4 separate regions of the Homo sapiens genome follow, and regions 1, 3 and 4 are each linked to region 2. The links are chromatin loops, found by intact Hi-C in ENCODE. Cell type or tissue: CD14-positive monocyte. All regions are shown on one strand. Each heading gives the region's core, and the rest is flanking DNA. Links, peaks and the distances in the headings are about the cores only. Region 1 overlaps MAML3 (mastermind like transcriptional coactivator 3). Region 2 has its middle 100 kb from the start of MAML3. Region 3 overlaps MGST2 (microsomal glutathione S-transferase 2). Region 4 overlaps MAML3 (mastermind like transcriptional coactivator 3).

Region 1 (7,800 bases), core at 1,673-6,672, 440 kb after region 2:
TAAACTAAAGATTAGTTTCCATAACTAATCTTTCTTAAAGATTTTAGGAAACAACCTAGAGAAAATGTTGGCAATTGAAGAAACACTTTCATCAGCCTAAGTCCCCAGTGAAATGAGTGATAGGATAGTTAAATATCAGCCTTGAAACTATTAAATACTTCATGTTTCTCTTTATTTTTCTTCTTGACCTTAAAACGAATTTAACCAGAAGTTATATTCTGATAAAAGGTGATGTTTTTGTAATTTCATATTTCTTTAAAAGCAGACTCTTTCAGAGAAAAGCAGAGATATCTATGACATTCGGGTCACAGTTGCTTCACTACCATGATATTGACACAGGTTGGTCAATTGACAAACCTTTATCTGATCAGAGAAATGGCACATTAGAGATTTGCACAGCCAACATGGAAGATGTCTCATATCCACCATCCTGTCTAGTGGCAGTCATATGGATAAGGGAGGCAATTTCTTTTTTATACTACAGGTGGAAATTGGAGAGAGAGGTAGGGTATTGGAGTGCTGAGTACAGCACCATTGCCTGAATGAGAAAGCCCAAGTCATCAAAATACTATCTTAATACTACGGGAATCAGAGCGGAAGAAAATTAGTGTGTTCTTCAACACATGGGAAAACAGCTATAAATGAGAACCATGTATGTCCTGGAAGGACTTTTGTCATAAAGTGTAAAATATCAACACTCATGGTCAGTTAAAGAAAGTCTTCAGATCTGGGTAGGATTAGATTGGAGAGAAATCTGAGTCAAGCATTTGTTAAGAAGCTACCAATTTATACTTAGCTATTTTTGCTAATCTTGTTTTCATAATCATATCTCTGAGAACACTTGGGCGTTTAGAAAATAGTGATAACTACGTGTGACCACTTATCGGGTGGCAGTATAGTCCAATTGGAAAAAAATACCCAAGAAGAAGTTAAAAGTGAGCTGAAGGCCAGCCTTGCAAATCTAGCCAATCAAATGATTGTAGACATCACACCTGTCTTCTTCCCTAAGCCAAATCTGAGAAAAAAAATAAGATATCGAAGCAGCTTCATGCAGGGGATACAATTGGAGCCATGCTACCTATGGAACAAAATACTAGCCTCTTAGCATTATATTCAAGATTATATATAATCTGATTCCAAATACCTTTCAGCTTCCTCTCTGTCTCACCATGTCTCTCATCACTGCAGGAACACTGTTCTTTCTCTTTCTCTTGAGTGAGCCACACACTTCAGGGAGCCAGAACCTCAGCCCATTAAGCTCCCTCCTCCTGGACTGGCCTGAAATGCTCTGCTGCTTTTCTTTGCTTGTCAAGATCACTCTCCCCGCTCCAGGCCCAATCAAATACCACTTCAGCCAGAAATTATCCATCCTTTTCCATACCTGTAGGTTTTATACCTGCCTTCATTTCATGCTTATTTTATTCGGCCTTACATTTTTGCTGGCTGTTTGTTTCTCTCCCCTATCGGATCATTATTCATTTGCGTGCGCCTCTGATGCCAGCCAAATGAGTTCATACAATAGGCACTTAATAAGTGTTTGCCGCATTTAGTCAAGTATAATATGCTGTATGAATATTAAAATGTTTGATACAGGCCATATGTACAACCAGATTTTCTAGACAAAATATATGAAGAAATATGACCTTGGGACAGAATATTTGAAATTGAACTGATACTACAAGACCCAGGTTGCAAAGGCTACTGTAATCCATAATAGTAGTGAATGTTTTGGGGTATTTGCTTCATTCTAGGTATTACACTAAGTTCTTTCCATATAATATCCCATTTGATCATCCCAACACAAGGAAGTGGGCCTCATAGCAGGCACTAGTGTCTTTTGTAACAACTTCCTTCGTTCTGACAATGACAATTTTTCTCCAACTCTCATTGGTATTCTGTAGTGTTTGATGATTTTCCTATTCCTGGGGAACCTCTAAAATGTATCAGCTCTTAGGAGGATGGACTTCTCCTAAGTAAAATAGTCATGAGTAGGAAGGAATTGTGATATGACCTCAATTAGTTAGAAAAAATCTCATGGAAGAGATTAGTCCTGCTTTAGCAAATATTTATGAGCACACACTATGTGGCAAAGTACTTAGTAAACACTGGGGACAGAAAACAGAGATGCTGCCTAACCACAGGCACAGGAGTTTAACCACAAAAACAGACATTAATGAAATAATCACACAGATACATAATTACAGCCCATGATGAGGACAGGTGCTGTGAAGGAAATGTGTAGACAGCCATGAGCATGTCTAAGCTAGCCTAGTGAGGGAGGTGCCAGTCAAGGAAGGTTTCTCAGAGATCCGGAAAACCAATAGACGGTAGCCGGGGCAGTGATTCTCCAAGCGTGGTTCTAGGACTAGCAGGATCAGCATCACCTGGGGACTTGTTAGAATTGTAAATGATCAGGTCCCACCTCAGGCCTACAGTATCAGAAATTCTCAGGAGTGGTGCCCAGTATTGTGGCATTTTAACAAACCCACCAGGCAATTGTGATAGACCCTCAAGTTTGAAAACCACTATACCAGCAGATGAGATGAGCTGGGGATGGTGCTGAGGCAGAGCATTCCAGCTACAAGAAGTCATAACTACAAGAAGCAGTAAGTGAGTCCCCAAGGCTGGGAGGAACACAGTGAGCAGGTGGAGCTGCCAGGAGGCCAGTGCAGAGAGCCAGAGGAAAGTGGGGTGGGGCAAAGCTGGAAGACATACTGGTCAGATGGCTTCAGCGTTGGTGGTAAGATTCTGCCCACTCTCCTGAGAGCTGTGGAAAGTCACTGAAGAGTTTCAAGGAGGAGTGTGATAGGATCATTTTAAAGCATCCCCCTAACCCGGCATAGAAAACTGATGGAGGGGAGTAGATGTGAAGAGATTCATTTGGAGGTGACTTCAGTCCTCTGATCTGAAAAATCACTGAATGGAGGGATAGGACATGTAAACAGAGGGAGGTGATATATATGGAGGAGGTGACAGTGAAAGGGCTTTGGCAATATTTGGAAATGGGGATGGAACCTAGGTTTCTGGCTTATGAAACCAGATTGACGACAGTGGTCCCAGTCACTGACATACAGAAGGTGGAGGTCATGGGTTTCATTTGGATCATATGGATTTTGAGGTATAACCTAGACCCTGGCAGAATTTGCATGGATGAAAGCCACGGAAAAAAAATTATTCTCGAAGGGGAGATATGGTGACCCCTGAGCCAACAAATGGAGATGGAAGTGAGTTTTTTGATGTTTGTTTGTCTGTTTTATGATTCATCCATCCATCCATCCATTCACTCTACCTATTACACCCTTCTAAGTACATAGAAGCATTTGAACAACAGAAGAGGAAGACTGGTAGATAGGATCAGAACCAGCTATGGCAGATCTTGATTTCCAAGCTAATGGTGTTGGATCACCATTGAAGGTAGTCAGAGTGACATCATGGCAGAGGTATGTTTCAGAAGGGTCGCCTAGCACCTAGCCTGTGTTGTACACAGGCGACAAACTAGAAGGAGGAAGACCATCACAGTAGACTCTAAGAATGCAAAAGGACTCTCATTCTTTCTAATTGTAATATAAAGTTAGCATTTAGGAATGACTAGCACATTCACATACATCCATTCATTATATTCCCTCCGTGTGGCTATGTATCTTTAACCTGTATAGCCACACAGTCTGGGAATAGGACAAGATAAATGTTGAGAGCGTGGAATCTAGGTCTTTTTCTCCCTTTTAGTTTTCTAGAACCAAGCAGAGGTTAGGTATTTTAACAGATGCTAATGTTAATTAGAAGTGAAAGACCTACACTTAGTAGGCACTCGAGATCTATTAAATTGAACTGGATTGACATCAGTGGTGTCTTGAAAGAAGATGCAGCACAACACTGGACTTCTCAGGGAGACAGGGCTGAGCCGTGGGGGCCCTTGCATGAGAATTAGGACCTTGGTGACCCCCGTCTGTTCCTCCTTTCCTCTCTCCCTCCCCCACCGCTGCCATGGCGACACGTCTGGAATCACAGTAAGCCTTATACCCCAGAGAAAACAATACTCTGTTCGAATGGTGTAAGTTGGCCTCTAAGCTCACGATCTGCAGGCCCCATCCCCCACAATCAGGGGATTCTTACAAAAGGCAGCTTTTTACCAGAGGGTCGGCCGCACTGCTGCTCATCGATTTCAGCCCATTTTATCCCTCGGCACTTTCACTTGTTTGTTTTTGAACTCACACCACAGCCTCGATGCTGCGGGTTTCATTTTGGCATGAAGTTACTGATGTGACCGTCTGCATCCCCTCCGCTCAGCCCCTCAGAGCACGGTGCTTCTTTCTTCTTTGTGTCTTGTCACTGCTGTTGACTCACCACGCTGGGCTGTTGGAGCTAAACTGAATTAGTAACAATGCAATCAACATCTCTATTTTTATCTTCGCACTCCCCTCTCTTCCTCCCCTCCTGACTGACTCACCATTTCTAGGTCTCAGAGCTTGGCAGTCTTAGAATTATATTGGAGCTGGGGTGAATATATGCACAGATGTGATATTTCTACCATTCGACACAATGAGTGTTTTATTTTTTTTCCTGGTAGCACAAGGGTTCAAGCGTTAGAAGTATTATTTATTATGCTCATCGTCGTCCGTATTGTTGCTGTGTTACTGCTCAAGCTGGTGTTTATCTCCTGAGGTCTAAGATGAATTGTAGGCAAGGCAGGGAGCCAGGATCTGATTTCTGAAACTCGTCTTCAGAGGAAACTTCAGTTTTGAACTAAAACTTTTAACTTTGTCCCAGTTGAGTTCTGGAAACCTGAACTGGAATCTGAAGTATATACTAAACACAAAGTAGTAGTAGTAGTACCTTTAAAAAATGCACCATGAATGCAGAATATCTTATTCTGCCTAGGCCTCTGCATACTGATCATTGTATTAATTTTATAATTGATGGAGATAGATCTATTAAGAACCTGGGCTTTTGGAGCCCAGATTTGAATTCCTTTCTGCCAGTTATTATCTGTAATCTTGAGCAAATTACTTAATTTCTTTGTGTCTTTTCTTTTATAAAATAGAAACTTTTACCTCTCACGCAAATGTCATAGTCCATATCTCATAAAATTGTTTTAAGGATTAAATAAGCTAGTATTTATAAAGCACTTTAAAGTGCCTAGCACATAATAAGCTCTGAATGAATGTGGGCTATTATTATTCAGCAGGCCATATTTACCTGTTGTAAGAGAAATGATTCATTCCTGAAAACAGTTTCTTTTAGCAAGCACAGTACACTTCAGGATCTTACCTTCCCTTATTCCTGAATTTACAAACCATCCATGTTATGGATACTAAGTGGACACCAAGTTCCAGAACAGACCTATTTGTCTTTTATTCATAAGTCGGGCTTTCTAGCTTCCTAGTCTGCCTTTTGCATAGCCAGAATTTTAGTTTCTCATCAAAATTAGGTTTTGGCTCTCATGTGGTCTAAATCCAAGTACACTCACTTTTCTTCTCCAGATAATTATATTTTACATAGAGTGACTTTTCCTTGGCCTATCTAATGCTGCCTCATTAGACTCTAAACCCTAATGATACTCTTTCATTTCTATAGCACAGCCATGGAAATAGCATATAAAACTCTCTGTAGAAAATTCCCTTTGTCTTCCGTTGCCCAGGTTCCTCCAGCCCTACGCTCTTTACTGGGTGTGGGAAGGAAGAGCAGTTGCTGGACTATTTTGGCAAGAATCCAAAGGGAGGGTCACAAAGCTCAGATGCAGGTAGGATTTGGAAGGTCCCCAGAAAACTCCCAGCCACTGTGTGCCCCAGAAACTACATTATCAGCATTGCCTACCAAGTCTTGGTGGTGGGGGGAGGGTGTTACCCACCTTTCAGCTATCGTAGCTGTACCAAAAAGTATCTGAACCACACAGTTCATTACAGTTCGTTCATATCTACACAGCAGCCACAAATCAAGAGAAGCTTGGGCACAGATCTGTGGGAAGCAGTGCTGGGAGTTTTGAAATCGTCCCCCGTGACAGGAAACCCTCTCGGGATGGCTTCCAAAGCCTGAGGGAATTAAACACACTCGAGTCACCTTCAGTCTGATTAGGTGTTCAGGGATAACTAGTTGGCTGTTTTGTTTTTTAGTCAGTATCTTTAGCCAGCTAGTAGTTACATAACTTGAGATCACAGAGTTCTGTAAGGCATAAGCCTTATATGATAGGAAGCATCATCGCCATCCTGATTTCTGCTCTCCAAAGCTTTACAAATTTTTAGCTACTTCTTCTAGTATGAATCTGTACTTCTAAATAACGTGTTTCTGCAGTTATCTCTTGATTATTATGTTTTAGATACTACTTATCGACTTTCTACCATGGAACAGGGAGACCTACCCACAGTTCTCTTTCTGCCTCTCAGATACGCTTCCTCTTCTTCCATCTTCCTACTTATTGATATATCACAACTTTTGGTGAAATCATCATTCTGTGTGTGTGTGTGTGTGTGTGTGTGTGTGTTTGTGTTTGTGTACTGTAGCTAGCTGCATGTTGGGCTTTGATGACATTTCTGTTGCCACTTTTGCTTTTTCTGCAGTTACTGGCTCTGTTTCCTTATTTCCTTGCTCAGTTTTTTGTGGTCCTGTCCTGAAATCATTCACAGAGTCTTCATCAGAAGGGTGAATCTTCTCTCAATACATTTGCAAACATCAGGTAATCAATCCATTTCTTTTTCTTTCTGGGATCCTTCCTTCTGGAGTCCTGCATCCTTTGGCCCCTGTCTGGATGGCTGCAGAGCCGGCACCCCGAGCCTTTGCTTCACCTTGATCCTGTGGGGACCCAGTTCATGGATTCCAAGTCTTCTCTGGCTTGGTTTAGTCCCCATTTCAGTGGAATGTATTCTCTGATCACTGCCTGAGAAAGGGTACATGAGAAGTAAAATTTGGGGCCTTGCATGTATGAAAATAGCTTTATTCTGTTCACATGTCTGACCAAATAGAGGATTCTAGGCTGTAAATAACTTTCAGGAGGAATTTTGAAGCGCTTCATGCATTTTCTTCTTGCTTCCAAGGTTGCCACCAAAAAGTCCACTGCCATTCTAATTCCCACTTTTGGAAACATTTAGGATCTCTTTTATTTTTAGCTTTCTGAAATTTCACAGTGGTGTTCCCTGCTGTGGCCCTTTTTGCACCCATTGTTCAGGGAATTTTCTGGGCCTTTCAACCTGAAAGTTCATGTCCTTCAGTTCTGTGAAAGTTTCTTTTATGATTTCATTGATAATTTTATGATGTTCTCTACTCTATTTTTTCTTCTCGTTTCTGTAACTCCTGTTATTTGGATCTTGTACCTTTTGGACTGAATCCCTATTTTCTTATCTTTTTCTTTTCTATTTTTCATATTTTTTACTTTTGTTCTATTTTTGAAAGATGTTTTTAACCTAACCTTCCCACCCTTTAATATTATTCCTATTACTATATTTCTAATTTATAAGAGTTTTATTTTAATTTTCTAAATGTTTATTTTTATGCCATCCTATTCTTAACTCATAGGTTCTCCCCTTTTTTTTTTTTTTTTACATTTCTGAGAATATATTAGAGATTTTTTAAATGTTCTGTTGCTTTTATTTTCTACTTTCTCTCTTCTCTGTATTTATTTATTCGGAGTCTGCATTTTATATTAGAGGCTTTCCTTAAATGTGTGGCAATCTTTACCTGTACCTTCATTGTGAAGAGTAAGATACTAACAGCCTAACTTGGAGCCCTGTGTTTTCATAAGGACTCTCAAGCGGCAGTGATTGGCCTGAAACCCAGCTGTGGGGAATCCAAGATCTGTTAGTCATTCCT
Region 2 (7,800 bases), core at 1,728-6,727:
AGAGACTGATATGAAGAGTCATGGCACTGTAGCCAGAAGTGCAGCGACATCTCTGGTGTATGGATTCCTCCAGCAGTTCTAGGGACCTGGCAAAGCAAAAGGCTGCCACATGGAAACGGGAGGATAGAAACAGTCATGATCATGATGCTGGCTGGCACTTAAAAGTGCTTATTATGCACTAGGCACTGTGCTGAGCTCTTCACACATTCTATGCTTTCAATCTTCACAATGAACTTATGAGAGCTATTATTATCCCCAAAGAAGACTGAGGCAGAGACAGGTTAAATAACTGACCTATATTTACACAACCCAGGCTCCTCACCGCCGTGAGAGAGCTCAGATGACTCGCCCTCAGTTTGGAGTCTGAAAAAGAAACTCTGAAGAAGAACAGAGACACAGATTGCCAGGCTCTCCCCTAGGCCCAAACCTCCCCCTTAAATACTGGCTCTTACAAGCAGATGCCTTGAACAAAGCCTGTGCCCAGCTAAGTGAAAATCTTTCACTTACCTTCCAGAGGTCACCCTGATGCAGACGAAGAGAAAAGATAAATTTGCTCAGCTTCAGATGTAGCCATCGTTCCTATCATAGGCAAGAGCATCTCCGTAGTGATGAAAAGCTCTATAATTTTAAATGTGTTATTGGTCTAAGCACAATTTACACTAGGGATGAAAAAAAGGAAGAGATTTATGAGATGTAAGATAGAAAGATAAACTCTTGTCCCTTAGTGGCTATTAGAAACATTGCCAACATACCATAAATGTGTGAAAGATGACGTGATTATTTTGCATTTCCACTGGGCATTTCATATGTTGCAAGAATTTACTGGGGCCAAAGTCCCCAGTAAAGATGGTAGAGTCTGGGGAGGGGAGGTGGAGGAGGCCCCACTGACCAAGCCCCCATCTGGGATGGGTATAGGGCAGGTGGCTTTAGGCAGAGAGAGCACACTCTGTTGCCTAAGGTGCAACACCTACCAGCATCCTCTTTATTTCCTGCCTCTAGCCACCTGCTCTGGGGGCAGGTTCGGTGGCCAGGCACTGCCCCATGTTTCATCAGGCTTTGGTGTCAGATTCTGGGTCTAAGTGTTCCAGTCCATCACAAAATCTGAAACAAGAGAGGGCAGCCAGGACAGGAGAACTGGCAAGGTTCATCTAACTACCCCTAAAAGCCTCATAAACATAAGCATCCAGTGAGTTAGTGCCACCAACCTGGCCCCAAGAGACACAGGATATTTTATCAAAGAGAAAGAGATTGGTGATCAGAAAGTGATTTACCTGAAACCCACTTGAATTATTCTCACAGCTGGCCAATCTGGACCGGTTATCCTGGCAGGGACATCATCAACATCAACATCTGAAAGCCCAGTCACAGGAAGTTAGTCACAGGGCAGGCTGCTGAGTCAGGGCTGGGATGAAGGTCACATAGAGTCCTGGGGTTAAACCAGGTGATGTGTCCGAATCTCCTCTGACCCAGCAGCCAGTGTCTTGAGCAGGAGGTAAACTCCAGCTCTGACCCCTGGAGAAATGTGATAGCAGGCTTGGGCTTTTAATTAATTTACTTATTTGTAGAAATGGGGGTCTCATTATTTTGCCCAGGCTGGTCTCAAACTCCTGGCCTCAAGTGATACTCTTGCCTTGGCCTTCCCACACTCTAAGATTACAGGTGTGAGCCACCATGCCCAACTTTTGGTTTTGGTGGGACAGGACAACAACTATTGGGAAATTAGGGTTCTAAGATTTGCTCATGTTTTGGTGACATCAGTCATTTCTTGTGGAGCCAAGTACAGGGTATATGTCCCATGGCCTGTAAGAGAGAAGGCAGATGACTGGGTGAGGTTTCACTTTCTGCAAGTCAGATATCTTTCCAATGGACCCACCACTCTCAAATACAACTGTTAAGAGAATTAGCAATAGAACATCTGCAAGTCAATTGAGGTGTCCTAAGGGGAAGTGCTATGGAAATGGTCTCATGAAGCACTTGTGAAGTTAGCGATATGGAGTCCTTAAATGGATGGAAATGAGGACTACATGTCAGAAGTCCTGGATTTCACTATCGTGACTCCTGTATCTGACCAGGAGAGTACTTTGGTGGCTGTATCCTATATTTAAATTTAGGCTGCAAATGGAAAAACAGTTTTTACAACTCTAAATACACTTTCTACTACAGAGAATGGTGACTGAAGCAAAAGTAAAAATAGCTGCTCGCACCACGGTTTGAGAAAATCTAAATCTGAAAATGATCATTTTTATTTGCATGCTACCAAATAAGGACATTGGGGAAGCAATGAGTCACCAGTATTTTAGCATTTACCAGATTCCAACATGATGTGAGGATATTCTTTAAGATGAGATTTGAATATGCTCTAATCTACGTTAAGCTTTACCCTTGAAGTGTAACCCTAAGTTCCTATCTGAAAAACGGGCCATACTTGGGAGACTCAAGTGGGAGGATCGCTTGAGCCTGGGAGGTGAAGGTTGCAGTGAGCTGAGATTGTGCCACTGCATTTCAGCCTGGGCAACACAGTGAGACCCTGTCAAAAAAAAAAAAAAAAAAGGCCAAATCACAGCTCTACAGCACAGTTACAGCAGTGCTCCAATTAATGATTTCAATGCCTTCAAACGCTCAAATACAAGGGAGTAAGACCTCACATCTGAAGAGTACCTTAGGCTTTTTAAAGTACTTTCACCTACATTATCTCATTTGATCACATTTGATTCTCACAAAATCCTTGAGGCAAGGTGTTTGTAAGTGTGTGGTTGCCATATTAGAATATCATTGAACTGTGGATCCTTCTGTGGAGACAGGATGAATCAGTACCCTGTAGGAAAAAAAAAAAAAAAGGAACAAACAAAGGAAAACTAGGAGGTTTAGAGATCTAAGCTCCCTGTTAACAGGCCCCTGTCACATGGCCCCTGTATAAACCAGTTCTCTTAGAGTGCCAAAACCCAGCAGAAAGCTTTAGAAATTGTTTACAACCCAAGTGTGTTTTCTTCTTTTCTATGCTTTTAGAAGACAGTTTAAAGAGAGTTAGGGAATGCTCTGGCCTTTTGTTTTGAAATTTTCTCTGCTTGTTGTCTGGTTGTCTGCAGACTGTGAGATTGGTCTATTTGCTTTAAACAGACTGAACAACTTTTAAAACAAGCAGGCTGTTATGATGGGTTGACTCATTTTGGATGTGCAAAGATGTTTACTGAGCTTCTCATTTAAAACTTGAAAATTCTTCTGTCTCAGTGTGACACAGTAATAGTTTAAAGGGGAGCGCCGTCTGTTGTAGTGTTTTGGAAGGTGGCATAAGAAAAATGTCTCTGTTCTACAGCATGATCAGCTATCTGCCTCTTCCCAAGGATTTTTCATGAGCCTTAGAAAGAAATCCATATCATTTAAGTTCCCAAGGGCAAACCACCTTTGCCAAGAGACCACTGAGTACAATTTCCAAAGATGGAACACATTTCTTGTTATGCTTCTGGTTTAGCCCAGTATCAGAGGTGGCGCTCAGTCCCTGCATCCCAGGGGAGAATGTTTTCTGGAGAGTTGGGGACAACTGCAATAGGTTTTACATATTAACTTATCACAGCAAAATAATGAAATGAATAAATTAAGATGACACCCACACTGTTCCCCTTCTTCACGCTACAGAGGTGGTGGGGCAGAAAGGGGGGTAAAAGGGATTACCAAGCCAGGAAGCTTGTACTTCTGTCCCCTCGGCCTGAATTAGCACCCATCTTTGTGGAACACAACTCGCTGTGAGGGGGTTTCTCCTGCCAGAAAGGAGGCCATGGAATGAGCAAGTCCAGGAGTGCTGGGCATTAGGACATCAAATAGCAGGTCGTAGGGACCAGGGATTAGGAAACAAGAGGTCTGGTCCTGCCTCCCTCTCTAATTATTTGTGTGACTTTGGACTAGGCATTCTACCTCTTTCATCTGTAAAATGAGAGGGTTGGACTACGTGTTCTCCAAGGTCCCTAACAGCTTCTAAAAAAGAAACATGTAGAGAGGTTGTGAAGCAAAACATGATGATCCCTGTTAACTGTAAAAGGAATAGACCTTGGAAGTGGTGCAAAAATAATCCGCAAGGAATGCTTGCGGTGGGTTGGAAAACTATAAGGAAACGGAGAATTGTGCGTCGTGTATAACATGAGTGGAGATATATGAGACAATCTAAAATGGGGCACATGTAAGCTCACATCTTAAAGCAGAAAAGTCAGGCTTTTGAACCGAGGCTTGCCCTATTCTTTTCTACAATCTCTCCCCATGATAATGTAGCACCTTGTGCACACAATTAAATGTCAGCCACAGAAAACATTTCCCTTGGCTTTGTTGTTCCAGAACGGGATTCTTTTGTCCTCAATATAATGGATATGCAGAAACAATGATAGAACAGAGATTTTTTTTCTAAAGCGATGACAAACACACTACTGCTTCCTCCCTCCCTCCCTCCTTCCTCCTTATCCCCACCCCCAAAAATAAATCATTGTTCCAAAAAAAAAATCCCATTGTCTATTGTCCACGGAGATCAAGATCCGCCTAGGAACAGCTCTGGCGGCCGCCGCAGCAGCCCCGAGCAGCCGGTAGGTGGCGCACGAAGGCAGCGCAGGCGGAGCGCGGGGCCGAGCCCAGAGCCGGGGTCTCGCCGCCCCCACCCCTGCCGCCGCCGCCGCCTTCCACCCCCTCCTCGCGTGCTAATTGCTGGATACTCTACTGGGACTTCGGTCAGGGAAAAAGAAAGCGGGAATGGGAGGCGGGGGTGGCGGGGGAGGTGGTGAATCCGGTTCCGAATACACAAAGCCTCCGGGGCTTCGGCGACCCAGGAGCAGGGCGCCCTCGGCCTCTTCCCCTCCTCCTCTCTCCCTGGGCGCGGGGCTGCTGCGGCCTAGCCGGCCTCGGCTCCCGCCGGAGGGACACACAGACCAGCAGGAGGAAAATGGTGACCGCGTGCACAGCCCCACGCGCCGCGGCGCCTGACGCCTGCCCGAGCCTGGGCGCCTCCCTCCCCAGCTCACCCATCCCGGCCGCGGAGCCCGGACCCACCCCGAGCGCAGGCCCGCCCGACGGGAGTCGCCCTCCCCTCGAGGAATGCCGAGGCCCACAGGAGGATTCCTTGACCTGACCGCGGGCCCCTGAGCAGCGGGTTCTGCCCGAGCCCGAGAGCGGGAGGCCCCACCAGGGGGTGCCCGGGCCGGCGGGCGAGCCCCCTTCCCGGTGGAGCCGCGGGGCCCATGCCCTCTGTGTCGGGGCTAACGCTGTCAGTTCCTGCAAAGATGAACGGCCCATGTGGTCGCCTGACCCCCCAACCTCTGCCTGGTGGAACATGATGTTAAAGAGTTCTGCTGGCCCTAAAGTCAGAAGCCTGGATTGAAACGTGAGCATGGACACCCTGGAGCTCTGTGACCTTGAGGATGTTCCTAAAGTCCCCAACTCCGCACCTCCCCAGCTATCAAATGCGGGGAATAATACTTACTTCCTAGGAATGTTGTGAAGATTTTTAAAAAGTGGTTCTTAACTTGGCAGGAAGCCTGGCATAGAGTACCTATCATTATGAACAACCCGACTCTCCTTGCAGGAGGAGGGAGAGGCACAGTTTGCCGCCCTTGAGACAGACCTGGCATCGCTGTTGCAGAGACTCAGCAGTAGGGGTTCCCAGCCGAGGAAACGTGGCTCCTAACAGGAGCTCCCATCTGTCCTCCGCTGCCCCCAGCCCCCATCCTCCTCCTGCCCTGCTGCTGTGACTGTGTGGGGCACTCCCCCTCTCCCTCCGCTCCCTGGATAGACCTGTGATTTATGCCCCTTCTCTTTTGGAGAGTTCTGACAGAGCCCTATCACCCAGGCTTGGGAGGCAGACCCTGGCTCCCCCATTTGCTAGCTGGGAGTTTAACCTCTGGGGCTTCAGTTCACTCCTCTATAAAATGGTGGGCCTGATACCTACTACACAGGTTTTTTGTGATGATTAAGGGAAATACTGTGTATAAATGCCTGGCATGTACTATCTCTTCAGTACATTTGAAAATTTAAATTTTACAGTTGAAATTAGGTTAGATTATCTTGCAGAAAATGATGGTGGTTCATTGGAATTTCCAGATTTCCATCGAAGGTGAACCCAGCAACTGCTAACAGCTTCTTACTCCCATCTGAGTCAGCAAGGTTATTTCCCTCCAGGAAAAGAGCAGAAATCCAGTGAGGCCGCATTCTCCCCAGAGCCTCACAGGTGTAACTCAGACACTTACTTAGGTTTAGTTGGCCATTTTAGAGCCCGAAGAGTCTCTGGGGGTGGGCCTGGCTTTAAAGTCGCATTCTAAGCCATGATTGTGTGTCTGGCTCATCAGGGCCTCCTTCCTAGCCGTCCCCACATGCACACTGCCGCCCAGCCAGAGGTGTGGTGGCTAGGGCAAGGGACTGAGCCAGCACCCACCTGAGGCAAGTAGGTCAGGAGCTGTGGACCCTTCTCTAAAAGGATACTGGAGAATTTCCGTGAGCATCGGATTTATATAGCTGTTCAGGCATTGGGCAGACTGATTCCCAGAGGCAGTGGCAGGACCAATAGGCAGCTGTGGTTGCTAGCCTCCCAGATGACCTCCAGTGACCCTTGCCTCCTGGTATTTATGTTCTTGTATATTCCCCTCCCCTATGAAGCAGGGCTAACCTGTGTGACCAAGTGAATATTGCAGAATGACAGTGTGACTTTCAAGCCCATGAAAGGCATTGTGGCTTCCACATTGCTGTCTCTTGCGTCATTCATTCTGGGGAAAGTCAGGCACCATGTCATGAGAACACTCAAGCAGTTGCTTGGAGTGGTCCATGTTTCAAGGAACTGAGGCCTCCACCATCAGCCAGCAGCAACTCACCAGCCGTGTGAGTGAGCCTTCTAGGAAGAGGATCCTCTAATGTTAATCACACCTTCAGATGACAGCAGCCCTGGCCAACAGCTTGGCCTGGTAAAGAGACTCTGGGCCAAAATCATGCAGCTAAGCTATCCCTGAATTCCTGACTCACAAAACAACTGTAAGATAAAAATATTTCAGCCTATTTGAGGTGCATAGATGCTGTATAGATGACGAACATGGCAACATGAAAAAAGTCCCAGGCTTCCATTGGCCAACGTGGGGCTGATAATAAGGGTTCTGCCCCCTCAAATGATCAGCTCTGCTAGTTCCATATATGTCTGGGATCTAAAAACCTTTTTTTGACCTCACCTGAGGCCCCACCTTCAAAGGATCTAGGGGAAAAAAACAACAACAACAAAACTCAAACCAGAGTCTCCTAGTAGCAGCAAGTTAATAGTAACCCTAACCTGTGTTTTCAAAAAAGTGTTCAGAGTACGGTATCCCCCTCCCTCCCTGCACCTCTTCCCCACTGTCGGTTCTGGCACCTGGCCTAGGTGTAAAATTGTCAGCACTGTCACTGCTTTTTGGTCTTATTACGAGTGTGTCTGCTCTGATGTGCTGGTTCCAGCATGTCATGGGAGAAGTGTGAGCACAGAAGAGGAGGCTGTGTCAGATCTCTGTCTTCGTGTTAGCAGCCTGCCTCTAAAAAGGCTGCAGGTGAACGGGAGGAGACAGGTTATGATGACCTGAAGGGTACAGAGCCAGGCTGCTCCATGGATCAGGTGTGAATGCTAAAGTGGTCAGGTCACTTTGCTTCTTTCTGAAGTTTCCTGGGTCAGTTCTAGGACCAGTTACCTGTAGATAGAGACGTGAGGCTGAGTCCATGACCCTAGCAGTGGCAAACTCTTGTGTACCGCTATCTAATAGAAGTCTTACAAATTTTCACCATTGCTCACACTTAAGAATCATGTTTTTGGCCAGGCAC
Region 3 (7,800 bases), core at 1,617-6,616, 580 kb after region 2:
CACTTGTAAACATAAATGAAAAATCCCAAGATGGTAACAAAAGAACCCAATGATATATCAGTGGTGACGCATGAAATGTTTCTTAAAGCACGTATTTTGGGGGATGAAATATAAAGTACGCCCTAGCATTCCTGCAGCAGGCAAGTTCACGGTGTTTATGGTGGAACATTTTGTGTGGGTCTGAAAAAACAAGGAGCACAAGATGATCAAAAAACATGGCGCATGCATGTGAGCTGGCAAGCTTTCTCATTCTTACAGGTTTCTGATTTTAAGAAATGGTTCACAGAGAAACTGGCAAAAGATTAATCCTGATCTACCTCTGTTTTGAAGTAGGGAGGAAAAAATAAGATAGAAAATTGTAGCATAACGAATCCAACTTCAGACTATTGTGGTCTCACAAGGCTCCAGGGGGCCTCTTTGACCCAGTGACCCTCCTTGGGAGACACAGCAGTCCCTCCTGAGATCCCAGCCTTTTCTGTAAATATACCCTGCTGAATTGGTAATAGATGTGGGCAGAGACTTCATGCCCCGAACCCTTCAAACTTTCTGGATTCTGAGAACGGTCTTGGCTGTGAAGAGTGACTTGTTATAACTAGATATTGCACATGAACTTAGGGTCTTCTCCATATCCCTTTCCCCTAGTCAGGAATTGTGTCTGTATGGCAGGCACAGATCCATGAAGGGTGGAAGAAGCATTACTTACTGTGCCCGAAATACTCTCTCAAACTCTGGTGACCCAGTGACTGCTGGGGGCGTAACTTTGTATTTTAATCTTGCCTTTCCAACTTGCAAAGCAAAATAACCTGCAAGTAAAGGGAAATGTTGCGTTAAAGATGGGGCACGTCATTAGTCATTAGTGGAATGCAAATTTAAATCACAATTAGATAGTACTACATACCTATTACAATGTCTAAAATCAAAAAGACAGATGATAGCAATTAAAAAAGACAGGAGAGGATATGAGAGCAACTGAAACTTTCATACAATGCTGGTGGGAATGTAAAACGGTACAACCACTTTGAAAAACAGTTTGGAAGGGAGTCTTTTAGTTAGACATACCTCCAATGTATAACCCAGTCATTCCATTCATAGGTATTTCCCTAAGAGAAACAAAATTGTATGTCCATACTGTAGGGGCCAAAGCCCTTGGCCCCCTGGAGGTTCACTGAAAATCACTGACATGAGGCAGATTAATTAACAGACATTAAAAGAAAGATCACACACATTTATTTCATATGTATACATAGCAGCCTTCAGAACAAAGACCCCGCTCCACAGTGAGGTACAGAAGTTCATATGCCATCTTGAGGCTACAGAAATGTGAAAGGAAAATAAATCTCAGGACCCCAAAATCACTAAGCCAAGGGAAAAGTCAAGCTGAGAACTCCAGCAGGCAAACCTGCCTCCCATTTTAATTCCTAAATAAGATAGCTACAAAGCACAATTTGCCCACAAGGAAAAGCTTATCTTCACAGGTGCTGGACAGAAAGTCACCCTCTGCTCATCTGAGACAAACGCATATCTGATTGCTTATGTAAAAATGTGCCGATCACGGTGGCTCACGCCTGTAATCCCAGCACTTTGGGAGGCTGAGACGGGTGGATTACCCAAGGTCGGGAGTTCGAGACCAGCCTGACCAACATGGAGAAACCCTGTCTCTACTAAAAATACAAAAAATTTGCTGGACGTGGTGGTGCATGCCTGTAATCCCAGCTACTCAGGAGGCTAAGGCAGGATAATCACTTGAACCTGGGAGACAGAGGTTGCAGTGAGCCGAGATCATGCCATTGCACTCCAGCCTGGACAACAAGAGTGAAACTCTGTCTCAAAAAAAAAAAAAATGCAGATTCACTGAGCCAGACTAAATTGTGTATTCAGTGAAAGGCTTATCAAGGACTCAAAAGAATGTAACCTTTATCTCTTATCTATCTATGACCTGGAAGCCCCTGCTTTGATTTGTCCTGCCTTACCTAGACCAAACCAATGTACATGTTACACATACTGATTGATGTCTCATGTCCCTCTGAAATGTATAAAAGCAAGTTGTACCCTGACCATCTTGGGCACATGTCATCAGGACCTCCTGAGGCTATGTCACGGGCATGTCCTTTTATGTCACGGGCATGTCCTTAACCTTGACAAAATAAACTTTCTAAATTGGTTGAGACCTATCAGATATTTTGGGTTCACAGAAGCAATGCAGGCTCAGAACATGGCCAAAAAAACAGGTTATGGTGGTAAGTCAGGTTTTAGTGGCAAGACAGGATATGGGAGGGGAAGAAGAGGAGGCTCAGCTAGCCAAGGGAGTCATGTTATACAGACGAAATCTCACAGATAGCAGCCCCTTAGAGAAAATAGATGGTAAGTGTTTCTTCCAGATCTTTACAGGTGTCAGACTCCATTAATCTCTCCCAGATCTGGACAAGGGAAGGCCTTGCTGCATTCATGGAGATTCTCCACAATGCAAAGTTCCCCCACAAAAAACAGCTTTGCAGGGCCATTTGAAAATCTGTCAAAGAAATCTATCTTGGGTAAAATATTTTTATTTCCTTCAGTACAAAGAATTGTACACAAATATTCACAGCAGCTTTGTTTGTAACAGGAACAACTCTGTGATGGCTAATTTTATGCATCAGCTTGGCTAGCATACGGTGCCTAGTTGTTTGGTCAAACACCAGCCTAAATGTTGCTGTGAAGGTGTTTTTTTAGATGTGATTAATATTGAAATCAATTGACTTGGAGTAAAGCAGATTACCCTCCTTAATGTGGGTGGGCCTCATCCAATCAGTTGAAGGCCCTAGGAGGTAAGACTGAGGTCCCCCAAAGAGAAAGGACTTCTGCCTCCAGACTGCCTTCAACACCAGATTGTAACATCAACTTTTGCCTACCAGCCTTTCCTGCAGATTTCAGACTTGCCAGCCCCCACAACTGTGTGAGCCAATTCCTTAAAATAATTCTCCGTGTGTGTGTCTATGTGTGAGTGTGTGTATTGATTCTGTTTCTCTGGAGAACCCTGACTCACAAGAGTATCCATCAACAGGTGAGTAGATAAATAAATCATGATAGAGCCATACAATGGGATACTACTTAACAATAAGAAAAAGGAATAAACTATTGATACCCCCCAAAAATGAGTGAATCTCAAAATAATTATGCTGAATGAAAGCAAGGATTTTAAAAAAGAGTACTACTGAATAATTTCACTTATATAAAATTCTCAAAATGCAAATGAATCTATAGTGACATAAAGATTGCCTGGAGATGAGGAGGCCAGGAGGGAGGGGCCACTAAAGAGAGCAAAGACCACCTGGTGGCCATGAAGCCGACCATCCAGAGGCAGAACTCCTTATCTGAGGAGTTTAGAAATAATTGATCTTCCCTATATCTAAGGCCGGTTCCAGGCTTCTTTCCCCAAAATTTATATGTAACTAGACTTTCTCTACCTCTATACATCTCCGGAATGCATGCATGACAAAACTCATTGTGCAACCCTTGCTGACATTACGACACCAAAATGTCTACAAATGTAATCATTTATCATGACATATGTGGCTAATATGGACCAAATTACCCCTAAGCTCTTGCTTTAAGGTCCATAAATACCCCTAAGGAAAATCCTCCCCGGCGCGCTCAGTCCTCTCGCTGAGGCAGCCCGCTGCACTCTTCTGCAGCTTTCTCTCAATCTAATAAAACTTTCCTTTTCAAACCTATATTGTTGTCGGTAAATTCTTACTCCCTGTGGGCCAATCACTTTCCATTGCCAGGGCTCTGACACCTTGCCCAGCAGGTACAAGAAAACTTTGGGGATGATGGCTCCTACCTGCCGACGTTTCCCTGTTATAAAACAGTATGACTTTCTTCTCCTTTATTTCATTAGATAATCAACTCTGATGCCTGGGACCACCTTCATCTTGTGATGAGCTCTGTGGACTTCTTTCACTTCCACATCCATACTTCCTCCTCTGTCAGTTTTTGAGCCTTCAGTAGGTCTTGCCTCCTGTCCTTAACTTCCTCTTTTCACCCCATAATAAACTTCTGGCATGGAGACAGAGCAAGGAACACTCTTAGGGACCTGCTAGCCACCTCAAGCACGGAAATAAAAACTCTTGAGTTCCTTCAAGGGAAATTCCAAGCACCTTGCTATCCTTCAGTCCCGCTAAGCGAGAAGATAATAATAGTTTAAATAATAGTCACCCAAATAAGACAGAGTTACAAGACGTTCGGTTCCCTATAGAAACTAAAGACAACGTCTTCACATAAGTTCTTGAGTTGTTTCTCAGAAACCAGGACCTCCACCAGATGGAAAATGCTGACCACTGTCACACAGACCTCAGCTAAGCGGGAACTGAGGACTGAATTCTGACCACCATTCCCTGTTCTAAATTTCTTCCTGAGGGGCCTGCAGAGAATCACACACACGGGTTAAACCTCATGAAAGGAAAATAAATCTTAGGACCCCCAAATCACTAAGCCAAAGGGAAAAGTCAAGCTGGGAACTGCATTGGACAAACCTGCCTCCCATTCTATACCTAAATAAGATAGCTATAAAGATTTTGTTTTTTTAAGAGACAGAGTCTCATTCTGTCACCCAGGCTGGAGTGCAGTGGCATGATCTCAGCTCACTGCAACCTTCACCTCCTGGGTTCAAGCAATTCTCCTGCCTCAACCTCCTGAGTAGCTGGGATTACAGGCATGTGCCACCATGCCCAGCTAGTTTTTTGTATTTTTAGCAGAGATGGGGTTTCACCATGTTGGCCAGGCTGGTCTTGAACTCCTGACCTCAAGTGATCTACCCGCCTTAGCCTCCAAAAGTGCTGGGATTACAGAAGTGAGCCACTTTGCCTAGACACCAGATAAAAAAAGAAAAAAAAAAAAAACTACATAGCTCCCTCACAATTTACCCACAAGGAAATTCCTTGTGGACAAAGGACAGACAGAACTCAAAGTGATTCCTCTGCTCACTTGAGACAAATACATATCTGATTGCTTCCTTTGATTCAGTAAAAGGCTAATCAGAAACTCAAAAGAATGTCTCCTATCTACCTATGACCTGGATATAGACTTTGAGTTGTCTCGCCTTTCCGGACTGAACCAATGTACATCTGACATAAATGAATTGATGTCTCATGTCTCCCTAAAATGTATAAAACCAGGCTGTGCCCTGACCACCTTGGGCACATGTTGTCAGGAGCCCCTGAGGCTGTGTCACGGGCATGTCCTTAACCCTGGCAAAATAAATTTTCTAAATTGTCTCAGATACTTTTTAGCTTAGAACCTTAATATTTCTTTCTGCTGACCCAAGTTTTTAGACAAAGCCTTGCTCCCTTAACCAACTGCAAACCAAAGAATCTCTGAATCCACCTGTGGCCTGTAAGCCCCTGTGTCAAGATATCCTGCCTTTTGAGGCCAAACCAAGGTATAACCTCCATGTATTGATTTATTATCTTTCCTATACCTTCTGCTTTCCTGAAATATACCCCTGCCTTTAAAAACCCTTGCTTGGGCCAAGTCTGTTGGCTCACTCCTGTAATCCAGAATTTCAGGAGGCCAAGGTGGGAGGATCACTTGAGACTAGGAGTTCAAGACCAGCCTGGGCAACATGGTGTGACCCTATCTCAAATTTTAAAAACCCATTTAGGCATGGTGGTTCACACCTGTAATTCCAGCATTCTGGGAGGCCGAGGCAGGAGGACTGCTTGAGCCCAGGAGTTTGAGACCAGCCTGGACAACATAGTGAGAACCCATGTCTAGAAAATAAAAATACAAAAATTAACCAGGTGTGGTGATGGTGCACGCCTGTAGTTCCAGCTACTTAGGAGGCTGAGTAGGCAGGATCGCTTGAGCCTGGGAGGACAAGGCTGCAGTGAGCCAGGATCAATGCACTCCAGCCTGGGTGACAGAGCAAGACCCTGTTTCAAATAACAATAAAATAAATAAAATTTTAAAACCCTTGCCTGAAAGCCATTGGGGAGTTAGGGTCTTAAGCATTAGCTGCCCAGTTCTCCTTGCTTGGCACCCTGCAATCAATGCTTCCCTTTCTGTCACTGCAAATCCTGGTGCTTGTGTTTGTTTCTGTATGCTGGGTGAATGGACCCACGTTCAGTTGGGTTACAGTAACTATTATTTCGCTTCACATTATTTATTTCAGTTTTAGCTCCTTACCAGTTGTCTCCCCCACTATCTCCTTGTCTGACTTGTTTTAGTACCTCAATATCTGTTTCCTACCTGCTAATATTTTAAAAATGTTTCCTTTTAAAATTCCACACCAAGTGTATAGTTTGGGTCTCTCCCTGTGTTAAGAGTATTAGAGGCAATGTGTTTCCTACTGGAACAGGATATGATCTCCCCCTCTCACAAGAAGTCAATATTGATCCTGGTGTAGCAAGGGCTCTCAAAGCAGGCTCTTCCCTTCCACTAATCCCCTTCTGCTACAAATAAGCTGTTGTTTAGGATTTAAACATTGTCACTGAATATCTAAAGTGTGTAAATGCTGTCCGGGCCCAGTAGTAGCTCACGCCTGTAATCCCAACACTTTGGGAGGCTGAGGCTAGTGGATCACTTGAGGTCAGGAGTTTGAGACAAGCCCGGCCAACATGGTGAAACCCCGTCTCTACTAAAAATACAAAAATTAGCTGAGTTTGGTGGTGCACACCTGTAGTCCCAGCTACTCAGGAGGCTGAGACAGGAGATTTGCTGAAACCCAGGAGGCGGAGGTTGCAGTGAGCTGAGATCGCACCACTGTACTCCGAGTCAAAAAAAAAAAAAAAAGTGTGTAAATGCTTGGGATTGGAGTTTTCTCATTCATACTGCAGCCTGAGAGAGCAGAGTGAGGAGAAGGAATGTACAGATGGGCCCTGACTGTCTCCAACCCTGGGCTCCATCCCTCCAGGGCAGCATCAATCTGGAAAGGCCAATGACTCATGGGCTCAGCTAAAGGGATTTGTCCATTGAGGGGGAAATGAGGACTTGGCCACTCTGCACCTGCTATTACCATTGCTTCTAACATGCTTCACAGCCTTGCAGAAAATACTTGGCAAGTCTTCTTGTTTCCACCTATAAAATGGAAATAATGAAAGGTATGTGCTCCTAGACTTATGAATTAGTAATGCACAGGAGCCTAGAGCTTCAAAATGAGGCTGGGAGTAAGCAAGCCTTAAAAGTGCTATCTTTTCTTACGTTAATTGCACCCAATGGGCATCTGTTTGTGACACTAGCAAGTGTGAGGAATGAGCTTCAGTAAATGGAAGAGGTACTGAGATATCCCACCTACTCCCAGTCCAGCCCCAAGAAAGAGGATTCAGCTGGGCTCACCTCCAGCCCCAAGGGATAGAAGCCCTTCTGTTCTCTCAGGTGAGGGGCCTCAGAGAGACCATGGCTATTTTTGGAATAATATGATGAGAGTGGGGCCAGGTGCGGTAGTTCGTGCCTGTAATCCCAGCACTTTGGGAGGTTGAGGCGGGTGGATCACTTGAGGTCAGGTGATCAAGACCAGCCTGGCCCACACGGTGAAACCCCATCTCTACTAAAAATACAAAAATTAGCCAGGTGCAGTGTCGTGTGCCTGTAGTCCCAGATACTCAGGAGGCTGAGCCGGGAGAATCACTTGAACCTGGGAGGCAGAGGTTGCAGTGAGCCGAGATCACACCACTGCACTCCAGCCTGGGCCACAGAGTGAGACTCCCTCTCAAAAAAACAAAAAGAACAACAACAAAAATTAGCCGGGCATGGTGGCGCACCTGTAGTCCCAGCTACTCGGGAGGCTGAGGCAGGAGAATTGCTTGACCTTGGGAGGCAGAGGCT
Region 4 (6,350 bases), core at 1-5,000, 160 kb after region 2:
CCACTACGGAAATGACCATGGGACTGTAACAACTCGAACAAAACCTCGGCTTCGTCTTCTCCTTCTAAGCAGCTCCTGTACACTGAAGGAGCTGAGATGAGGTGGTGAAAGGTGGAGGGAGAGAGGAAAGGAGAGAGAGACTGAGGAGAGTGGGTTATCAAGACCAAAAGAAGATTATCATTTCCCAAGTGGAACCTGCCTTGAAATAGACTCATCTCTTATGCTCTTGCCCTGAATTGAAATCTTAGTCCGTTTGTGTTTTGCATGGATGGGGAGGTGTGGGACATTCTATATTTGGTAGTTTTCTGGCAGATAGTGTTTCCTGTTTCACTGTGTTTTAAAATAAAACTAAATATACAAATGTATTCTCCAGGGTATTGGGCTGTTTTAGGCTGTGCACTCTTGGTGGGCAAGGCCTGTGCCGTGGCTACTTAATAGTTCCATGCTGGATGAAGTTAAGCAATGGCTCATTTGTCAGGTATCTCAGCAGCAAAATTTCCAGATAAATGCAATCTACTTCAGTAAATGCTAAAACTCCTTAAAAAAAATCACCTTGATAGAAATCATCTTAAAATATTCTCTCAACTTCCTTTTCTCTGCAGGTAGAAAATATTGCACAGAATGTAACTCTCTCGGTATCTTGCTCATCATCGTGAGGGTAAATATTGTACCTTTGTGTGATGGTGTCATTAGGGTTTGTTAATATGTGTGGAACTCATTGTCCCTCAACATGAGCCATCCCAAGACTACTATGTACTTTGTGTTCTTTTAAGGTTTGTCAGGGTTCTCTTCTGCACTGCTCCCACGTGTCAGTCCCCAGCAGCCTCTTGCCACCTCGCCTCTTCTCATATTTTACATCAAATAACTTGCTGTGACTGAGGAATGAGATCGCATAGATTATCAAGGTGAATGTTAAGCAAGAATAAATAGGCCCTGAATGCAGACTAGATGACCCCTTCCACAAGTTACCTCTTTAACTTGTGTGTGGACAAGCATGTGAACTTTCGGATACGTATTTCAGCTTCTCAGAAGTGTGTCTGACTGAGGGTCCATGCTGTATTCTGGTTAGTTAAGGTTTCAAGATAAATGAGCTGTCATTCTGTGACTCATCGAGAACTGTTTTAAGCAGCTACACAGCCTTGGAGAATAAAGGATGTCTAATCATCTCCAGTTTCCTGTCCTGGTTGACGTCATTGTCACCGTCATCATCTTCAACTCCATCAAGTTATTAAGTACCCCAAAGTGCGTAAGTTGCTAGACAAAATATGTTCCATAGACACAACCGTTGGTGTCTAGGAGTCTGCCTTCTTTAAATAGGTAGCACCAGAATGGGTCTAAGGCATACTTAGGTATTGATTGCCCTGTGGTAGGTAATAGAGAGCATCAGCTAGTAATCTGAAAGTACAAATGCAATATCCCAATTGCTGAGAACCTGCTGTGTGTAACAGGAGCCCACAGTGTGTAACTGGGTGCTGAGACTACACAGGGAAATATTACCCAGTCCCTGCCCTTTAGGAGCTTGATCCAATGACAGAAATGTGTATGAAGCACTTAGCCCAGTCTGGAGGTGGGGAGTCCGTGAACAAAGTCAGAGTTATTAGCTGGGTGAAGGGGAGGAGGGGCCTTTCTCTGGAGAGGGTGGAGCCTGAACAGGAAGCAGGAAGCTTCCTGTGGCGGGGTAGGAACCAGTGCAGGTCCCTGCTGCAAGGATTGAGTGGGTGACAGTGGAGAGGAACATGGGTTCTCAGATGTTATTGGGGGGCTCGGAGGGTAGGGCAGAGGGACACAGGGCAATGGAGTTAGAATTCTGTGTTAGGCGGCCCCTGGAAAGAAGAGGGGGCAAGAAGGGCAGTGAGGAGGATGGATTTGGGCTTGAACTAGGGCTGTGGTCTTATCTCTAGATTCTGGGGGCTGGATTTGAGAAATGTGTGTGAAATAAAATTTAGAAAGCTTGCAGAGGATGTAGGAGATGAGGAGAGGGGACAGTTAAGCCTGACCCTCAGCCTGGAGCGCAGGGTGTTGTTGCCAATTGGGGGTCAAGTGGGAGAGAAAGATGAAGGATTCAGGTTTGGATATGCAGATTTGACCGTCTGTGGAGATGCTCCAGAAGCAGTGGGGGGTCCAGACGAGGCTCAGTGTGATCTCCAACATGGACAGTGGTGGGCCTACTGATTTGCTCTGTGAAAGTTGGGGAGAGCAGCTGGGATTTCTGGGAATAGATTAGGCAGGAAGGAGAGGTTCTTCCTATTCAGGCAAATTGAATCTGAAAAAAGAGAGCAAAGAAAGATGTGTGGCACCCCAAGGGCAGGTACTCTGTGACGTCCTTTGAGAAGGAGGCGGGGCTCCTGCCTGAGGCAGGGTCAGGGCAGCCCCAAGGCTGTGGGTGGCTGCAGCCTGGCTGCGGAGAGGCACCTCTGCTGCAGTCAGGGGCTTGGATCCGTCCTGCTGATTGGCCTGGGTTTTGCTCTTGGCACTCAGTGGCAAGCGTCCAGACCTCCACTGGGCTGCCACGCACAGCTAGAAGGGTGGGAGAAGAGGAACTGGTCTTTCCATACAGCGTCTTCTGGCTTTGAGACAAAAGAAAAAGAACAGCTTATTGCACACTTCATGACACAGAGAGACAGCTATTGATCAGCTGAGAAACATTACAGACAGACAGACAGGAAAGGAGGAAGGAAGCGGGAAGATGATCAAATAGTTTGTTCAGCTTGAAGCCGCATTTTTACAAACACAAAGAGCCCAGAAGAAGAGAAAGTTACTTTTGTGTGGGTCCTTAATTAGGAAGTTCACGTTGGCCACCGGCTATCTTAGGAACTACTCTCCATTGTTTGAAGTGCTCTGTCTTCATCAGAGATGGGTCAGGGTGATGACTTAAATGAGCGAGAAAGGAGTAAATTGGTTCCAAGTTTAAGGTTTTCTTAATTAGAAGGCCTGAGAGAAGATGAGTGAGGACAAATCCGAGTTTCCCTGTGTGTGGCTGGCCATGGTTGGCGGTCGCAGCATCACAGCGTTGGCCGGCTGCTGCTTAGCTTTATTTTACTTGTGATTTTTCTTTGTTATGCACCGAACAGATTCCCCTCTCTGGTATTCAGTGGGGAGCATATAGCCGGAGGATAGCAATTAGCTATAGCTAGGCCTGCTCCTCTTTGCACAGCTCAAGATGACGTGTACAATTACTTTGGCACCTCACCAGCTCTTTCAGACCTTTTCCATGCATGATGGGAAGACAGGTCCATTCTCTGAGAGTCCCTCACTCCCTCCCCCTCCCAAATTCCCCCTTACCTGGATGAAATCCTGATGTAAATGGACCTTGCCTGCAAATAGAACTGAAGGGACCTGTTACGTCATCAGGCCTGGCAGAGCTCATTGGCAGAGAAGTTAAGAGTTTTATTTTAGACCCAGAGACCAGGCTGTGCAGATCCAGCTAGAACAGGTCTCTTCTGGCTCAGCCTCAGCTGCTGGCCCTCCTGCTGTGGTTACTGGGGCTCCAAAGGATGGAATGTCAGGGGGATCATGCTGCACAGTGAGCAGGACAACCTGACGGCCAGACCGAATGCACTCCAAAGGAAATCTCAGGCTAGGGTAATACAGCCAAGGTGCTGCCTCTACAATCATGGGAGGTTTCAACCTTCTGGGAGAAAAGCCCTAATGCAGCACATGATGGTATAGATTTGATCCAGGAAGGCAGAGTAAACAAACTATTTAAAGACATGAGTCTTGGCTGGGCACGGTGGCTCACGCCTGTAATCCCAGCACTTTGGGCGGCCGAGACGGGCGGATCACGAGATCAGGAGATCGAGACCATCCTGGCTAACACGGTGAAACCCCATCTCTACTAAAAATAAAAAAAAAATTAAAAAAAATTAGCAGGGCGTGGTGGCGGGTGCCTGTAGTCCCAGCTACTTGGGAGGCTGAGGCAGGAGAATGGCATGAACCCGGAAGGCAGAGATTGCAGTGAGCCGAGATAGTGCCACTGCACTCCAGCCTGGGCGACAGAGCGAGACTCTGTCTCAAAAAAAAAAAAAAAAAACAAACAAACATGAGTCTTAGCTTTTGTGGTTAGGATCCACTGAGCAACCAGAAAGGATATCTTTGCAGAACTGAAAAATCTGGACACATGGTCTGGCAAGCTTTTTTTCTGATTTAGTTATAAAAAGTCACATCTGGTTGTGCCTTGAAGAAATTTTTTTAAAAATGAAATTGTGTTACCAAGTATAGAATGTATCACCAGTCTATAATATGGCAATAGAATGCAAATATAATTTTTAGATATTTCAACTCAGGACCGCCTAAGAAAATTCATATGTTCCTCACACTTTGGGGCCAAGTTATAGATGGGTGAACAACATCGTGCCTGGAAATCTGCTCGCATAAAAGAGCAGCGAGACCTATAAAGTTTTCCTGTCTTCACATTTGTAGGCTAGCCCTGGGTGGATTTCACAATAATACAGTGCAGGAATCCTTGCCACTTCCTCTACTTGTCTCTTGTCTGCTGTCACACTAAGCTGCTAAAGTTTCTGTTGCTTTAATATCACCATCCTTATTATTGACTTGGTACTTAGGGCTCAAATTTTTCTTTTTGGTTGCCTCAGTGTACAGCCAGGCACAGCACAAAACTGGAGTGTGGTCAGGTAGTTTTGGGTCCCTTCTGGAGCTGTTTTGGGAGCCTCTGCGATAGGAGAATACCTTCCAAGCTCCCACAGAGCAGCAGGGAATGAGGTGTGGGCTCCACCCGCCTCTGGAAGCCAGTCGGCTCTCCTCCCGGTGTTTTCTGTTCTGCTGTCGACTGGGCCTGGCCCCTGATGGCACACATTGAAACGCAAATGACAGCAGTAATTGGCTGAGAGATAAACCACGATGAGTGAGTGAGCAGTGCGGCGGGGAGTTAAGTGGCTAAGTGACAATTACTGCTCTGCAGCCTCCGGGATCAGGAGCGGCCGCGCCGTTTGTTCTCGGTTTTAAAGGAGCAATAGCACATTAATTGGAGGAGGGCTTCTCGGTTAACATGCCTCACCCGGCTTCTCATCTGATGCTGCTTTGAGGAGTAGGAGTAGGTGAAGGATTGCCTTGTTGATGATCTTCCCCCAGTCCCACTCCCCCTTTTGGATTAGAATTTTGGAAACCGGTGTCCTTGATTCTGGTAGAATGATAGTTGGTTTACCTTGAAGATTTTCTGAAAGTTTCCTTGCAGGAGGAAGGCACCTGTTGATGCTCAGTCGCAAGGTTTCGGTGTCTGCATCGGGGAAAAGCAAGGAGTTAAATTAAGTCTGAGTTCCCATCTTTCCCTCCAGACAGTTCATTAACCCTCTGATATTATATATATATACGTATATATATATATACGTATATATATATATACGTATATATATACGTATATATATATAAAGTTTTTATCTCAAAAATGATCTATAAGCTAGATAGAGCAATGGACAACAGAGATGATACCCCACTGCTTTTTGGAGTGTATAGTCTCGTTTGAAGATAGGAAATAAATAGATAGGAAATAAATAAAACTATGGCCTGCTGTTTTACCTGCTCAGAGTGGGGATCCTTAGTAAGGAGAATCCTGGGGTCCTTGGAGAGAAGAAGGTTGCAGTCCTCGAAGAGAGGAAGGTTGCTAGCCTGGGTCTGCCCTGCTTTCTTCGAAAGGCCATTTGAACCCTGTTCTGGGCATAAACAGCCATTAAGATGATTAGTTTGGGCTTGATAAGTAGACTAAACAAACCCTTGAACTAGTTGGGAGCCCTTTCTCTCCTGTAATCTGCCTTTCTACTGCATTCAAACTAATTTCTCAGGGTCTGAATACCTTACAAGTACTATCTAATGGGTGTATTGTTTTTGTTTATGTGGTTTCCTTCAGCCTCAGCAGCTTGGTCCTTGGTCCTGTTTTTTTTTTTTGTTTTGTTTTTGTTTTGTTGTTTTGTTTTGTTTTACACTAATCATTCCCTCTAGTTGAAAGGGTTCTAACCAGCCTCTTGCCTTGTGCAAGGAATTAGTCATTTCAGGAACAGGAACTTGTCTGCTTTGGGACAGATTTCTACCCAGAGGCTTAAACCTACATAAAATAGTGAAAATGATTTAAAGAAAAGGTAGACCCTAACTGGTGGCAGGTAGGAGAAGCTCAGCCCCTCTCTTGGCTTATCTTGGAAGGCTTTAGGAAAAAAATCTTGCCTGTCAGCTAAAGCCAGCTTTGCTGCGAGCAAGGAGAATGGAATAGGAAAAAGCAGTTGTACCTGATTGTGTAAAATAGTGTATGTAGGGCTTTTTGCTATGCAGACTTCATGAAATTACCAGGCAGAGATGGAGATGCTGGCTTTTCCTAATTAGAAAAAGCCCTCTGTCCAATTTCT

The links. Hi-C counts contacts between places; a loop is a spot of excess contacts. Peaks named below come from ENCODE experiments on the same cell type or tissue, not always from the same donor. Only the 100,000 strongest peaks of a DNase experiment are listed, where the experiment ranks them.
Region 1: it touches region 2 in a loop (4-fold over the local background); 4 of 110 quality-filtered maps call a loop at or near these places.
Region 3: a loop joins it to region 2, with 2.6 times the contacts of the local background. A loop is called at or near these places in 10 of 110 quality-filtered maps.
Region 4: a loop joins it to region 2, with 4 times the contacts of the local background. A loop is called at or near these places in 16 of 110 quality-filtered maps.

The regions. Positions count from the first base shown.
Region 1 is chr4:139,812,704-139,820,503 of GRCh38, reverse strand. All of the region lies in intron 2 of MAML3 (mastermind like transcriptional coactivator 3), which reads left to right. Among named protein-coding and RNA genes, the nearest start is that of MGST2, 150 kb to the right of the region's middle. RefSeq lists enhancers at 3,614-4,181, 4,182-4,751. In CD14-positive monocyte, for the core only: no CTCF peak of the experiment used is centred there; a DNase peak (open chromatin) is centred at 4,373; H3K4me3 peaks cover 2,097 bases; H3K27ac peaks cover 1,782 bases.
Region 2 is chr4:140,250,118-140,257,917 of GRCh38, reverse strand. It overlaps a transcript of SCOC not described here. Among named protein-coding and RNA genes, the nearest start is that of MAML3, 100 kb to the right of the region's middle. In CD14-positive monocyte, for the core only: CTCF peaks have their summits at 4,372 and 4,571 (motif pointing right); DNase peaks (open chromatin) are centred at 1,777, 4,557, 6,117, 6,727 and 1 weaker place; H3K4me3 peaks cover 1,355 bases; H3K27ac peaks cover 826 bases.
Region 3 is chr4:139,671,546-139,679,345 of GRCh38, reverse strand. It overlaps MGST2 (microsomal glutathione S-transferase 2), which reads right to left. Exons shown (of 5, transcript NM_002413.5): 2 at 704-803. Among named protein-coding and RNA genes, the nearest start is that of MGST2, 9.6 kb to the right of the region's middle. In CD14-positive monocyte, for the core only: no CTCF peak of the experiment used is centred there; DNase peaks (open chromatin) are centred at 3,495 and 3,975; H3K4me3 peaks cover 1,803 bases; H3K27ac peaks cover 3,857 bases.
Region 4 is chr4:140,091,097-140,097,446 of GRCh38, reverse strand. The region is part of intron 1 of MAML3 (mastermind like transcriptional coactivator 3); the gene reads left to right. Among named protein-coding and RNA genes, the nearest start is that of MAML3-AS1, 34 kb to the left of the region's middle. RefSeq lists enhancers at 2,363-2,412, 4,372-5,223. In CD14-positive monocyte, for the core only: no CTCF peak of the experiment used is centred there; DNase peaks (open chromatin) are centred at 1,156, 1,616, 2,516, 4,446 and 1 weaker place; H3K4me3 peaks cover 3,400 bases; H3K27ac peaks cover 5,000 bases.